Regions from separate parts of the Homo sapiens genome. Here region 1 is linked to region 2. Evidence: chromatin contacts called from ENCODE Hi-C or POLR2A ChIA-PET data. All regions are on one chromosome and are shown on one strand. The core of a region is the stretch at or near the end of the contact, and the rest is flanking DNA. Distances in the headings are between cores, read along the strand shown. Region 1 overlaps SPATS2L (spermatogenesis associated serine rich 2 like). Region 2 has its middle 110 kb from the start of SPATS2L.

Evidence for each region. Hi-C counts contacts between places; a loop is a spot of excess contacts on that map. ChIA-PET counts read pairs that join two places held with the same protein, here RNA polymerase II (POLR2A). Pooled maps may share reads with other maps.
Region 1: a map with no recorded cell type shows a loop between it and region 2 (5-fold over the local background). The contact joins two enhancer-like sites. A Hi-C loop is called at or near these places in 13 of 37 single-sample maps with no recorded cell type and 11 of 50 pooled maps. POLR2A ChIA-PET finds 5 or more read pairs at or near these places in 2 of 52 experiments (BJ and HCT116).

What each region holds. Positions count from the first base shown.
Region 1 is chr2:200,470,180-200,476,189 of GRCh38, reverse strand. SPATS2L (spermatogenesis associated serine rich 2 like) reads right to left here. Exons shown (of 13, transcript NM_001100423.2): 12 at 3,138-3,358. LOC101927741 (a long non-coding RNA gene) reads left to right here. Exons shown (of 7, transcript XR_007088047.1): 2 at 1-87. Among named protein-coding and RNA genes, the nearest start is that of KCTD18, 37 kb to the left of the region's middle. RefSeq lists enhancers at 2,943-3,092, 4,408-4,587. Within about 2 kb of position 4,682, at least 2 of the 41 ENCODE cell types and tissues checked have a DNase peak (open chromatin) inside an H3K27ac peak, as active enhancers do.
Region 2 is chr2:200,196,985-200,203,226 of GRCh38, reverse strand. No RefSeq gene overlaps it. Among named protein-coding and RNA genes, the nearest start is that of SPATS2L, 110 kb to the left of the region's middle. RefSeq lists an enhancer at 1-9. Within about 2 kb of position 4,051, at least 2 of the 41 ENCODE cell types and tissues checked have a DNase peak (open chromatin) inside an H3K27ac peak, as active enhancers do.

The DNA of each region.
Region 1 (6,010 bases), core at 3,433-5,932, 270 kb before region 2:
TCACTGACCAGGAACGTAAATGGATGAGCAGTAAGGACGCAATGGATTAAGCTCCTTTACAAGGGAAAGATTTCTGAACTCCTCAAGGTCAGTAATAGCCAACACTCATTGAGTGCTTACCATGCACTGAATGGGGTTTCTCACCATGCACTACCTCATTTAACATCAGAATCACCCTTTAAGTTAGTTGCTATTATGTGCTTCGTTTTATAGATGAGGATAAGGAGTTTCAGGGACTTGCCCAAGGTCTATCTACAGTTGGGAAATGGTGGAGCTATTCCCGCTTTATATACTATCTCCTGACAAGACTCTTAAGTTGTAACATAAACATAAACCTTTTTTGAAAATCAAACCTCTTAAGAAAACATGAAATTTTATGAGTTACAAATATATAAGGTTCTTCATTTGTGCACTGTGACTGGATGGTATAGGTTTAGGGCAGACCAACCCCCAATAATTCAGAGCCTAGAGCAAGAGTACAAATGTAGGTCCATACATCTGTTAAAGGAAAATAAATCTTGGGGCCCCCAAATCACTAAGCTGAAGGGAAAAGTCAAGCTGGGAACTGCTTAGGGCAAACCTGGCTCCCATTCTATTCAAAGTCACCCCTCTGCTCACTGAGATAAATGCATATCTGACTGTCTCATTTGGAGAGGCTAATCAGAAACTCAAAAGAATACAACCATCTGTCTTTTATCTGCCTAAGACCTGGAAGCCCCCTCCTCGCTCCCAGTTGTCCGCCTTTGCCTCCAGTAGTCCCACCTTTCTGGACTGAACTGATATTCACCTTACACAAATGGATTGATGTCTCATGTCTCCCTAAAATGTACAAAACCAAGCTGTGCCCCACCACCTTGGGCACATGTCATCAGACCTTCTGAGGCTGTGTCACGGGTGCACGTCCTCAACCTTGGCAAAATAAACTTTCTAAGTTATCTGAGACCTGTCTCAGATTTTTGGGGTTCACACACCATATGTCTGAATACTGTCTTTTCCTATCTCTGGCTCCATCCCACATTGTAAGGGGCCTTGCACACACAAATGTGGACATTCCAGCCTGCACACCTAAGCATCGCCTCCACTCCCACCCTTCCAGCGGATGGGTGTGAAAACTGGCAGTGTTGTTCATCTTCAAGATGATGTATACAGGAAAGTGGTCCAGGCAGATCCTGTGAGCAGGCTTGGGCCCACTTGGGAAGAGTAACCCAGGATCTCGAGTACTGACTGGCAGCATGCTTCAGAACAAAGAGTGTAGATTCCAGTGGCCCTGTCTCCTTGGTCTCTCTGATTCCTTACTCTGTAGAGAGGGCCATGGCTGCGGGAGGGTCAAGAAGTTACTTGAAAACACAGGGCCCGGTCCAAGGGCCATTCTTGCCTGGGTCTACAGTGTTCTGACTTAGATATTTGAGTGGATTTCAACTTAAATGAGCCATTACCTAAACTGCTAAACCAGAGAACTGAAGAAGTATCTACATAGATAGTACTTAATCTGGCCTCCTTTGTTTTTAAAGAAATTATGAAAAAGGGAAACTCTTAGACTAAATTTTAGACTTAATTATCAGCATGGTATTTAATAATGAACAGAGAGGCCAGGCATGGTGGCTCATGCCTGTAATCTCAGCACTTTGGGAGGCTGAAGCAGGTGGATCGCTTGAGCCCAGGAATTTGACAGCAACATGACAAAACCCCATCTCTACAAAAATTATACAAAAAAATTTAGTCAGGCGTGGTGGCACGTGCCTGTAGTCCCAGCTACCCTGCAGGCTGAGCCTGGTGGATTGTTTGAGCCCAGGAGGTTGAGGCTGCAGTGGGCCGAGATTGTGCCAAAAAAAAGAAAAAAAAAAGAACAAAAACTGTGAAGATATATTTAGACTACAAGTAAAAACAGATTTGATTATGATCTTTAACTAATGAGATTATAACATGCTCCTTGTCAAAGTGCTATCTTAAAGCTCATGAAGACTTCAGGGCCTGAGAAAACACCTGTCAATATCATTAATAAGAATTCTCAAAGGCTGAGACAGCAAAACCCAACAAGACACCTGTTAGAAAACCACCATTTTTAAAGTCTTACAAAAAAAAAAAAGAAAAGACTTTTTCTTGGAGATGATAAAAGGTATCTTAGGTATCTTTATAGCATGCCCAACTTCTATATCATCAGATCCTTTATTTTTATTTTTATTTTTTTTTGAGATGGAGTCTCACTCTGTTGCCCAGGCTGAAGGGCAGTGGTGCGATCTTGGCTCACTGAAACCTCCGCCTCCCGGGTTCAAGCAATTCTCCTGCCTCAGCCTCCCGAGTAACTGGGATTACAGGCACCCGCCACCATGCCTGGCTAAATTTTGTGTTTTTAGTAGAGACAGGGTTTCACCATGTTGGTCAGGCTGGTCTCAAACTCCTGACCTCAAGTGATCTGCCCACCTTGGCCTCCCAAAGTGCTGGGATTATAGGAGTGAGCCATTGCATCCGGCAGATCCCAATTTTTTGTTAATTCTCTAAGGATAAGGGGGAAATCACCTCCAAAAGATATAGTGGAGAAGCAGAAGGAGAGAAGGAAGATGGTTCTTTGGACACTTGTGTCTTTAGACATCATAATAGATAAGAATGAAGAATGCCATTTTGAAATGTATTCTCCTTACTGAAATCCCAAGAGAAGAGAAGACTGCACTAACTTTAGCCTCTTATTGATCAGCTAAACATAAATGGGGATTAAAATATCTTAAAAAACAAATGCCAGATTTCCTCTCATTAGTAGTTTAGTAGGTTCCGAGTCTTGTTCCAGAGTCTCTGTGGGTCCCTTCCACGTGTGGGCTGGTTTCGGGGCCCCAGGGATGGTGGCAGTCCTAGCCATGAGAAGAACTGTGTCACTGGGGTGGACTCTGCTCACGTGGTCAAGAGTGCATGCAGGCCACTTCCTCCACATGGGAAAGCACCTGGCAGGCATGGATGAGAGCGACCAGGGGAGTTCCCAAGAGGCCAGCTGGGCAGTGCTGCTGGGTGGGGAGTGGGTGAGGGCAGGTGGCGGGAGCCTGAGTGTGACCCCAGGAGGCCCAGAATCTAGTAGTTGCTGTTTTCTTCCTCTGGAAACAGGTTTTTTTTTTTTTTTCCTCTGGCACCCTGCACCAGTGTCGGCTTACCTGCTTGTTGGCCGGCATGGTCTGGTGAGAGGGGTCGGCGGTGCTGGGGAGACTGCTCACCATTTTGGGGTTTGCCGCTTTGCCTTCAGAGGGCTTATTGTGAGTGGATGATTTTCGGGAAAAGTTACTCTGTTTCCCAGAGGTTGCTGCGTGCGCATTCAGCAGAGGCAGCAGGGAGCTGCAGGGAGTTCTTGAGGAATAGTTGTTCTTTGGATGTGTAACTGCAATAATAAAGTGCTCAGTGTTACGAGCTGCACCTCCAACACTGCTGCCTCAGTAACCCATTAGGAAGCGCTAGAAGATGAAGAAACTGGCCAGGAGCTCCACAAAAACATTAAAAAGTTTTCTTTTGAAAGATGTTATTTGAAAGGGCATCTTGGTGCTTAAGAGAACAACCAAATTTCTTTTGTGGGAATCACTGAACTGTGATTACAGCATAATCATCCAAGTTGGGAGACATTTGTAGGAAATAAGACATATCTGACCAACTTAAATATTATTCTTTAGGTCAAGAACCACCAAGGGAAAAGAGATAATGAAACCTCAAGGTTCCCTCTCTGGCCCTGTCTGCAAATGTACTCTGCCTCGTAGAGTCCCCATTACCAAACCTGTTCTCACTTCCCTGATCAGTTCCCTGGACCAACTGGTACTGCAGACACAGAAAGATTGGGAGCTATGCGGACACTCTGGCCTGTCAGATCCACGATGTTCTGAGAGCTTGGGAATGGGGTGATGTTGGATGTTAGGAATTCTGTTACTCTGGGTCATGCATATCCCCCAAACACAGGGCCAGGCCCGCCAGCCCCTAAGGCATCTTGTATATTTCATTAGTGCTCCATCATCACACCTTTAATCAGCCCCGTTTTCTGCAGCCTCACTGCAGATGTGCACCACTTCCAAGGTTACAGGCAAGGCAGGCTGATCAGGCGGACACCCGTCAGAGCTCAGGGCTCAGGGCTCAGGGCTCAGGCAGGTCTGCTCAGCGTTTATTATGACCATTCCCCCTGGTTTTGAAAGTGGTGGTTTCTGCTGGGATGATTTCTATGTGATTACACTGAATCAGAACTGGAGGGAATCAATTCAAGGATAAAGCCCTGACTTCCCTCTCACAGTTCACCAGAATCTGACTGCCAGCTAGACCTTTCTTTGAGGCTTAAAACTGTCACCAATTTTTGAAAGCAACTTTGTCTGCTCTCTTTGTTGGATCAGATTTAATCCCAGGGTTCTGCTAGAGGACTAGGCGGGACCAGTAAGAATCACAATACAGGAGAAATGGAAAGGCCAGGGACACATCCCCAGTCCCTTCAGTGTACTGGGAAGGTGTGACAGCAAGCTGGGGCTGTCCAAATGTGACCAGGGGATTTCCGTGGCTCCTATGCTCACCAGATTCAGTTTCATGGGGTCATTATTGTCTGCAGATCAGGGACCACTATTTCCGGTTCAGTACCTGTGGGTTCTCAATGTGCTCTCAACAAAGCTGAGAAGGAAGGGCCTTTGGATGATTACGGTGTCTGTCTTTCAGAATGGACACCTGGAATTTAGTAAGGGACCATTTCTCCCACTAGATGGCACTTGAAGTGCTCAGGAGGAAAGGAGGTGAAGGGGCACCTCTCCATCGCCCCGAGATCGGTGGTGACAGGGCATCGCTCAGCATCACTGTCTTGCTCATTGAGGGCTGAAGTGGAAAAGAGGGTGGGCAGTTCCCTTTTTTAGAGGTGGGGCAAAAGCTGGGGATAGAGAATGGCAAATAGGTAGATTCTTTCATAAGGAAGAGTACAGGGGGGAACAATAATTTTTAAAAATGCAGTCAGAAAATCAAATAATTGGCAAGGATGTGTGGACAAGGATGCTCGCAGCAGTGTTAATTAATTAATTAATTAATTTTTTGAGATGGAGTCTCGCTCTGTCGCCCAGGCTGGAGTGCAGTGGTGCGATCTCCACTGACTGCAATCTCTGCCTCCCGGGTCCAGGTTCAAGTGATTCTCCTGCCTCAGCCTCCCAAGTAGCTGGGCTTACAGGCACCTGCCACCACGCCCAGCTAATTTTTGCACTTTTAGTAGAGATGGGGGTTTTACCATATTGGCTAGGCTGGCCTCGAACTCCTGGCCTCAGGTGATCAGAGTGTTATTTTAATGGTGAAAAACTGCAAGCAATCTAAATGCAGCAACCAGAAGACCGGTGACATCTATTATATTTAGAGAAATGACTGGTTAAATATATTGATATGAAAAAATGTCTACCATAGATTGTGAAGTGATAAAAGCAAATTGTGTTACTATATATGTATGCAGTGTAGTACAGTATAGTTAATTCTATCATAATAGGAAGTGCAGCCAAATCTTAATTTTTCAGCTGACTGCGAGGCTGTGGGTTTCCACGTCATTGACTAGTCCTTTCCTCCTTGTGGCCGTCCTTAAAGCCGCTTCAGTGCTCATTCCCACCTCCCCTTGTGGGTGGGCTGGTGTAGGGGGAAAATATAGCAGCCAATTTTGTTGCACATTAGCTGCTCTAATTAAGGCTTAATAGGGAACAAGACTAAAGCTAATGGCTGAGTGAAGTCTTTCATTATCTGCAGCCTCACTCAGCACAGAGAACCGAGGGTGGAGGCTCAGGGCACTGCTGAGGGGCTCGCATAACAGCTGGGCCCTGCACAACAATAACTGATTGTTCCCAGACATGTTAGGAAGACTCACTCTCTCTGCCTAACGAGTTTCTGTAGAACCAGGGCTGTTTGAAATCAGAGAAGCAGTTTAACTGGCAGTGCTTAATAAAAGTTTGCAAAAGGTATCAACTAGTTGACCTGTTCTGTTCCACTTAATAAATCCTGGGGAATTACTGATGGGCAGTGGCATTTGAAGACTCTAGGTTCAAAT
Region 2 (6,242 bases), core at 2,802-5,301:
CGAGGGTTCCTTTTTGAGTTAATTTCTAATTTTATTCCACTGTGGTCTGAGAGAGTACTTGATATAATTTCAACTTCCTTAAATTTACTGAGACTTGTTTTGTGCCCTATTATATGGTCTGTCTTGGAGAAGGCTGCATGTATTGATGAATAGAGTATATATTCTGCAGTTGTTGTGTAGAATGTTCTGTAAATATCTGTTAAGTCCATTTGTTGGAGGGTATAGTTTAGGTCCGTTGTTTCTTTGTTGACTTGCTCTCTCAACGACCTGTCTAGTGCTGTCAGTGGGGTATTCAAGTCACCCACTATTACTGTGCTGCCATCTATTTCATTTTTTGGTCTAGTAATAATTGTTCTATAAATTTGAGATCTCCAATATTAGGTGCATATATATTTAGGATTGTGATATTTTCCTGTTGGACTAGTCCTTTTATTGCTATATAATATTCCTCTTTTTTTAACTGCTGCTGCTTTAATGTTTGTTTTGTCTGATATAAGAACAGCTATTCCTGCTCACTTTTCATGTCCATTTGCATGGAATATGTCAAGGATGAGCCCAAAAGCTCACCAACCAAGCAAGTAATTACTCTGAACCCCCTTGGGCACTCTCTAATTGGATGTCCTGAGTCCTCCCAATTCTTAGTCCTTTAATACCTGTTTTTCTCCTTCTCTTATTCAGACCTTGTGTCTTCATTTTAGTTTCTCAATTCATACAAAACCACATCCAGGCAATCACCAATCATTCTATATGACAAATGCTCCTTTTAACAACCCCACAATATCGCCCCTTACCACAAAATCTTCCTTCAGCTTAATCTCTCCCACTCTAGGTTACCACGCTGCCCTAATCCTGCTTGAAGCAGCCCTGAGAAACATCGCCCACTATCTCTCCATACCACTCCCAAAAAATTTTCACCACCCCAACACTTCAACTATTTTGTTTTATTTTTCTTAGTAATATAAGACGGCAGGAATGTCAGGCCTCTGAGCCCAAGCTAAGCCATCATATCTCCCGTGACCTGCAGGTATATATCCAGATGGCCTGAAGTAACTGAAGAATCACAAAAGAAGCGAAAATGGCTGGTTCCTGCCTTAACTGATGACATTACCTTGTGAAATTCCTTCTCCTGGCTCAGAGGCTCCCCCACTGAGCACCTTGTGACCCCTGCCCCTGCCTGCCGGAGAACTCCCCCCTTTGACTGTAATTTTCCACTACCTAACCAAATCCTATAAAATGGCCCCACCCCTATCTCCTTTCACTGACTCTCTTTTTGGACACAGCCTGTCTGCACCCAGGTGAAATAAACAGCCTTGTTGCTCACACAAAGCCTGTTTGGTGGTCTCTTCACATGGACTCGTGTGATACAATATCCTTTTCCACCCCTTTACTTTAAGTTTATGTGAGTCCTTATGTGTTAGGTGACTCTCCTGAAGACAGCAGAAACTTGGTTGGTGAATATTTATCCATTCTGCCATTCTGTATCTTTTAAGTGGAGCATTTAGGCCATTGACATCCAACATTAATATTGAGATGTGAGGTACTATTCTACTCATCATGCCATTTATTGCCTGAATACCTTGTTTTTATTTTTTTCATTGTGTTATATAGGTCCTGTGAGATTTATGCTTTAAGGAGGTTCCATTTTGATGTATTTTGAGGATTTGTTTCAAGATTTAGAGCTCCTTTTAGCAGTTCTTGTAGTGCCAGTTTGGTGGTGGTGAATTGTCTCAGAATTTGTTTGTCTGGAAAAAACTGTATCTTTCCTTCATTTTTGAGGCTTAGTTTCACTGGATACAAAATTCTTGGCTGATAATTGTTTTGTTTAAGGAGGTTAAAACTAGAACCTCAAACCCTCCTAGTTTGTAGGGTTTCTGCTGAGAAATCTGTTGTTAGTCTGATAGGTTTTCATTTATAGGTTACATGACGCTTTTGCCTCACAGCTCTTAAGATTCTTTCCTTTATCTTGACTTTAGATAACCTGAAGACTATGTGCCTAGGCAATGATCTTTTTGTGATGAATCTCTTTGAGCTTCTTGTATTCTGATTTCTAGATCCCAGCAAGGCTGTGGAAGGTTTCCGTTATTATTCCCTCAATATGTTTTCCAGATTTTAGATTTCTCTTCTTCCTTGGGAACACCAATTATTCTTAGGTTTGAACACTTAACATAGTCCGAAACTTCTTAACTTCTTGGAGGCTTTGTTCATTTGTTTTTGTTTTTGCTTTTGTTTTTGAGATGGGGTTTTGCTCTTGCCACCCAGGCTGGAGTGCAATGGCACAATTTTGGCTCACTGAAACCTCCACCTCTCGGGTTCAAGCAATTCTCTTGCCTCAGCCTCCCAAGTAGCTGGGATTACAGGTGCCTACCACTGCGCCCAGCTAATTTTTGTATTTTTAGTAGAGATAGGGTTTCACCATGTTAGCCAGGCTCATCTTGAACTCCTGACCTCAGGTGACCCATCCACTTTGGCCTCCCAAAGTGTCAGGATTACAGGTGTGAGCGACTGCACCTGGCCTGTTTATTTTTTTTTAAATTCTTTTTTCTTTGTCCTTGATGGATTGAGTTAATTCAAAAGCCTTGTCTTCAAGATTGAAAGTTCTTTCTTCTGCTTGTTGGATTCTATCACTGAGATTTTCCAGTGCATTTTGCATTTCTCTAAGTGTGTCCTTGATTTCCAGAAGTTGCAAAGTTTTTTTATTTATGCCATCTACTTCACTGAAGGTTTTTCTTTTCATATCCTGTATCATGTTTTTGATTTCAAGTTGTACTTCATCTTTCTGTGGTGCCTCCTTGATTAGCTTAATAATTGGTCTTCTGAATTATTTTTCTGCCAATTCAGAAAGAGCCTGAGAGCCGAACTGCTGTGATTGGTTTTGCTCTTCTGGGTCTGGCCCCAGCACAGCTACTGGGCTCCTGGCTGGTACTGGTGAGTGTCTGCAAAGAGTCCTGTGGTGTGATCCATCTTCAGGTCTTTCAGCTGTGGATACCAGCACCTGCTCCAGTGGAGGAAGCAGGGAAGTGAAGTGGACTCTGTGAGGGTCTTTGGTTGTATTTTTTTTCAGTGCACTGGTTTTGTGTTGGTTGGCCTCCAGCCAGGAGGTGGCGCTTTCAAGAGTGCATCAACTGTGGTACTACAGGCAGGAAGCAAAGTTGCCCTAGGGTGGCCTGGTTACATATTCAGGTTTCTGAGGCGGTGGGCAGGGCCATAGAGCTCCCAAGAGATTATGTCCTTTGTCTTCAACAACCAGGGTGGGTAGAGAAAGACCACCAGGCTGGAGCAGGGATACATGTGTCTGAGCTCAGACTCTCCTTGGGTGGGGCATGCTGCAGCTGCTGTAGGGGCTGGGGGCGTGGCTCCCAGGCCAATGGAGTTTTGTTCCCAGGGGGATTATGGCTGCCTCTGCTGAGTCACACAGGTTGCCAGGGAAGTGGGGTAAAGCTGGCAGTCACCGGCCTCACCCTGCTGCCACACAGCCTGTAGTCCTAAGGGCTGGTCTCACTCCCACTGTGCTCCTCCAACTGCATCAAGTCCAGGCAGCCAGTGACCAGGCCTGAGAACTTGCCCCAGACCATGAGCCTCCCTGCTGAGAAAGCAAGCAGACTCACAGCTTTTTGGCATCTGGGGAGCCTGCAGAGGTGATCCAATTCCTTCAAAGGGTCTGTGGATTCTCTTGGCTTTCCAGGTATGTTGCTGTGGTAGTTCATGGAGCAAAAGTTCACAATATGAGTCTCCACATGCTGCTCTGTCTGTCCAAGAGGGAGCTGCAAGCTAGTCCTGCCTCCTATCTGCCATCTTAATCCTGTACCATATTTTCTTTATCCATTCATCTACTTACAGACCTTTAGGTTGGTTTCATATCTTGGCTATTGTGAACAATGCTGCAATGTTCACAGGAGTGCAGAGAGTCCTTTGACACATTGATTTCAGTTCCTTTGGGTATATATCCAAAAGTGGGATTACTGCATTGCATAGTAGTTCTGCTTTTAGTTTTCTGAGGAACCTCCATACTGCTTACCAAAGTGGCTGTACCAATTTACATTCCCACCAACAGTATATAAGGGTTCCCTTTTTGTACTTCCTTTTCAATACTTATCTCGAGCTTTTTGGTAAAAGCCATTCGAAAAGCTGTGATGTCTCATTGTGGTTTTAACTTGCATTTCCCTAATGATTAGTGGTGCTGAGAATTTTTCATATACCTATTACCATTTGTATGTCTTCTTTTGAAAATTGGTCAGTCAGGTCCTTTAGCCAATTTTCAGCTGGCTTATTTATTTTCTTGCTGTTGAGTTGTTTGGCTTCCTTATATATTTTGGGTATTAACTTCTTCTTAGATGTATGGTTTGTAAATATTTTCCCTCATTCTGTGGGTTGTCTCTTCACTCTTTTAATTGTTCTCTTTGCTGTGCGGGAACTTGTTAGCTTGACGCCATCAATGTGTCTACTTTTACTTTTGTTCCCTGTACATTTGGAATCCTATCCAAAAAATCACTGCCCGGACCAATGTAGTGGAGCTTTCCCCCTGGGTTTTCTTCTGGAAGTTTTAAAGTTTCAGGTCTTAGATTTAAGTCTTTAATCCATATTGAGCTGACTTTTGTATATGGTGTAAGGTTCTAATATCAAGATAAAGGTCTAATATCATTCTTCTGTATGTGGATATCTAGTTTTTCAACAACATTTATTGAAGATATTTTCCTTGCGCCATTGTGTTTTTTTTTTTGGCACTTTTGTCAAAAATCAGGCTGGGTGTGCTGGCTCACACCTGCAATCTCAGCACTTTGGGAGGCCAAGGCTAGCGGATCACCTGAGGTCAGGAGTTCGAGACCAGCCTGGCCAACATGGTGAAAACCAGTCTCTACTAAAAATACAAAATTAGCCAGGCATGGTGGTGCATGCCTATAATCCCAGCTAATTGGGAGGCTGAGGCAGAATTGCTTGAACCCGGGAGGTGGAGGTTGCAGTGAGCCGAAATCATGCCACTGTACTCCAGCCTGGGTGACAAGAGTGAAACTGTCAAAAAAAAAAAAAGCCAAAAGAAAAAAAAAATCGACTGTAAATTTTTGGGTTTATTTCTGGGCTTTCTATCCTGATCAATGTGTCTGTTCTTACACAGTTTCATGCTGTTTTGATTATAATCCCTTTATAGGATATTTTGAAATCAAGGAATGTAATGCCTCCAGCTTCGTTCTTTTTGCTCAAGGTTATTTTGGCTATTTGGCATCTCACAATCAAACTTTTTAAAGAATTGTCTACATTTGCTGTTACCATTTCTACACTAAGGATAAGAATATGCGATATCCTTGAACCGCCAGGCTACTGAAAATTATCTTGCCCAAATTCTTGTTGTGAAATCTTAAGGACATTTTTCAGTTGTTGCTTTGCTCTATTTTTTCAAAAATGTTTTTCTCTTTTCTTTTAGCTACAGTTACCTGATTTTTCTTTTATATCTTTGACTGCTTCTTCTCACACATCATTACAATCTTTCCTTTTCTACTCATTCCTTAAATATTAGTAGCCCTAAGAAATCTTTTCTTGGCAGTCTGATATTCTTCCTCTAAACTCTATAGACAATGTCCCCTACTTTCAGCTATATGCTGATGGCACCAAAAGCTAAATCTCTAATGCAACCCTCCTCCTAAGTTCATTGCCCATATAGCAATTGCCTGTTACACGTCTCCACTTGGATGTCTTTCTGGCACCATAAATTTAGCATATCAAGGCAAAACAAATGAGCATTTCCCCTAAACCACTACACACACACACACACACACACACACACTCGCACACACACACACACACACACACACACACACAGAGTACCAGAGTTGACTTTCTCAGGGAATGGAACCATCATTCACCCAGTGCCCAAACCAGAACCCTGGGGATGTTATCTTTAAATCCTCCATCTCCTTTGTTCTCTACTTCATATCAATTACTTTTGATCTTTCTTCCATCTCCAAAATGTCTCTTAAATCCATTCCCTTGATTCAGTTCTTTCTGTTCTACCTGGCCTTTATTTCTCGCCTGAATTACAGCCACTGCTTCACACTTGGTCTCCCATTTTATGTTCTATACGCTAACCTTGGAACATCTTTAAATATTACAACCTCCTTGAGTCTCTTGCTTAAAATCCTTGACGAATTTTCCATTGCCTCTAGGGTTAGTACAAAAAGGGCTTTGCTTGGGGTTTTCCAGGCTCTGGCCCCTGCCAGTGTCTCTAGCCTCCTCTCACCACTTCCCCTTGA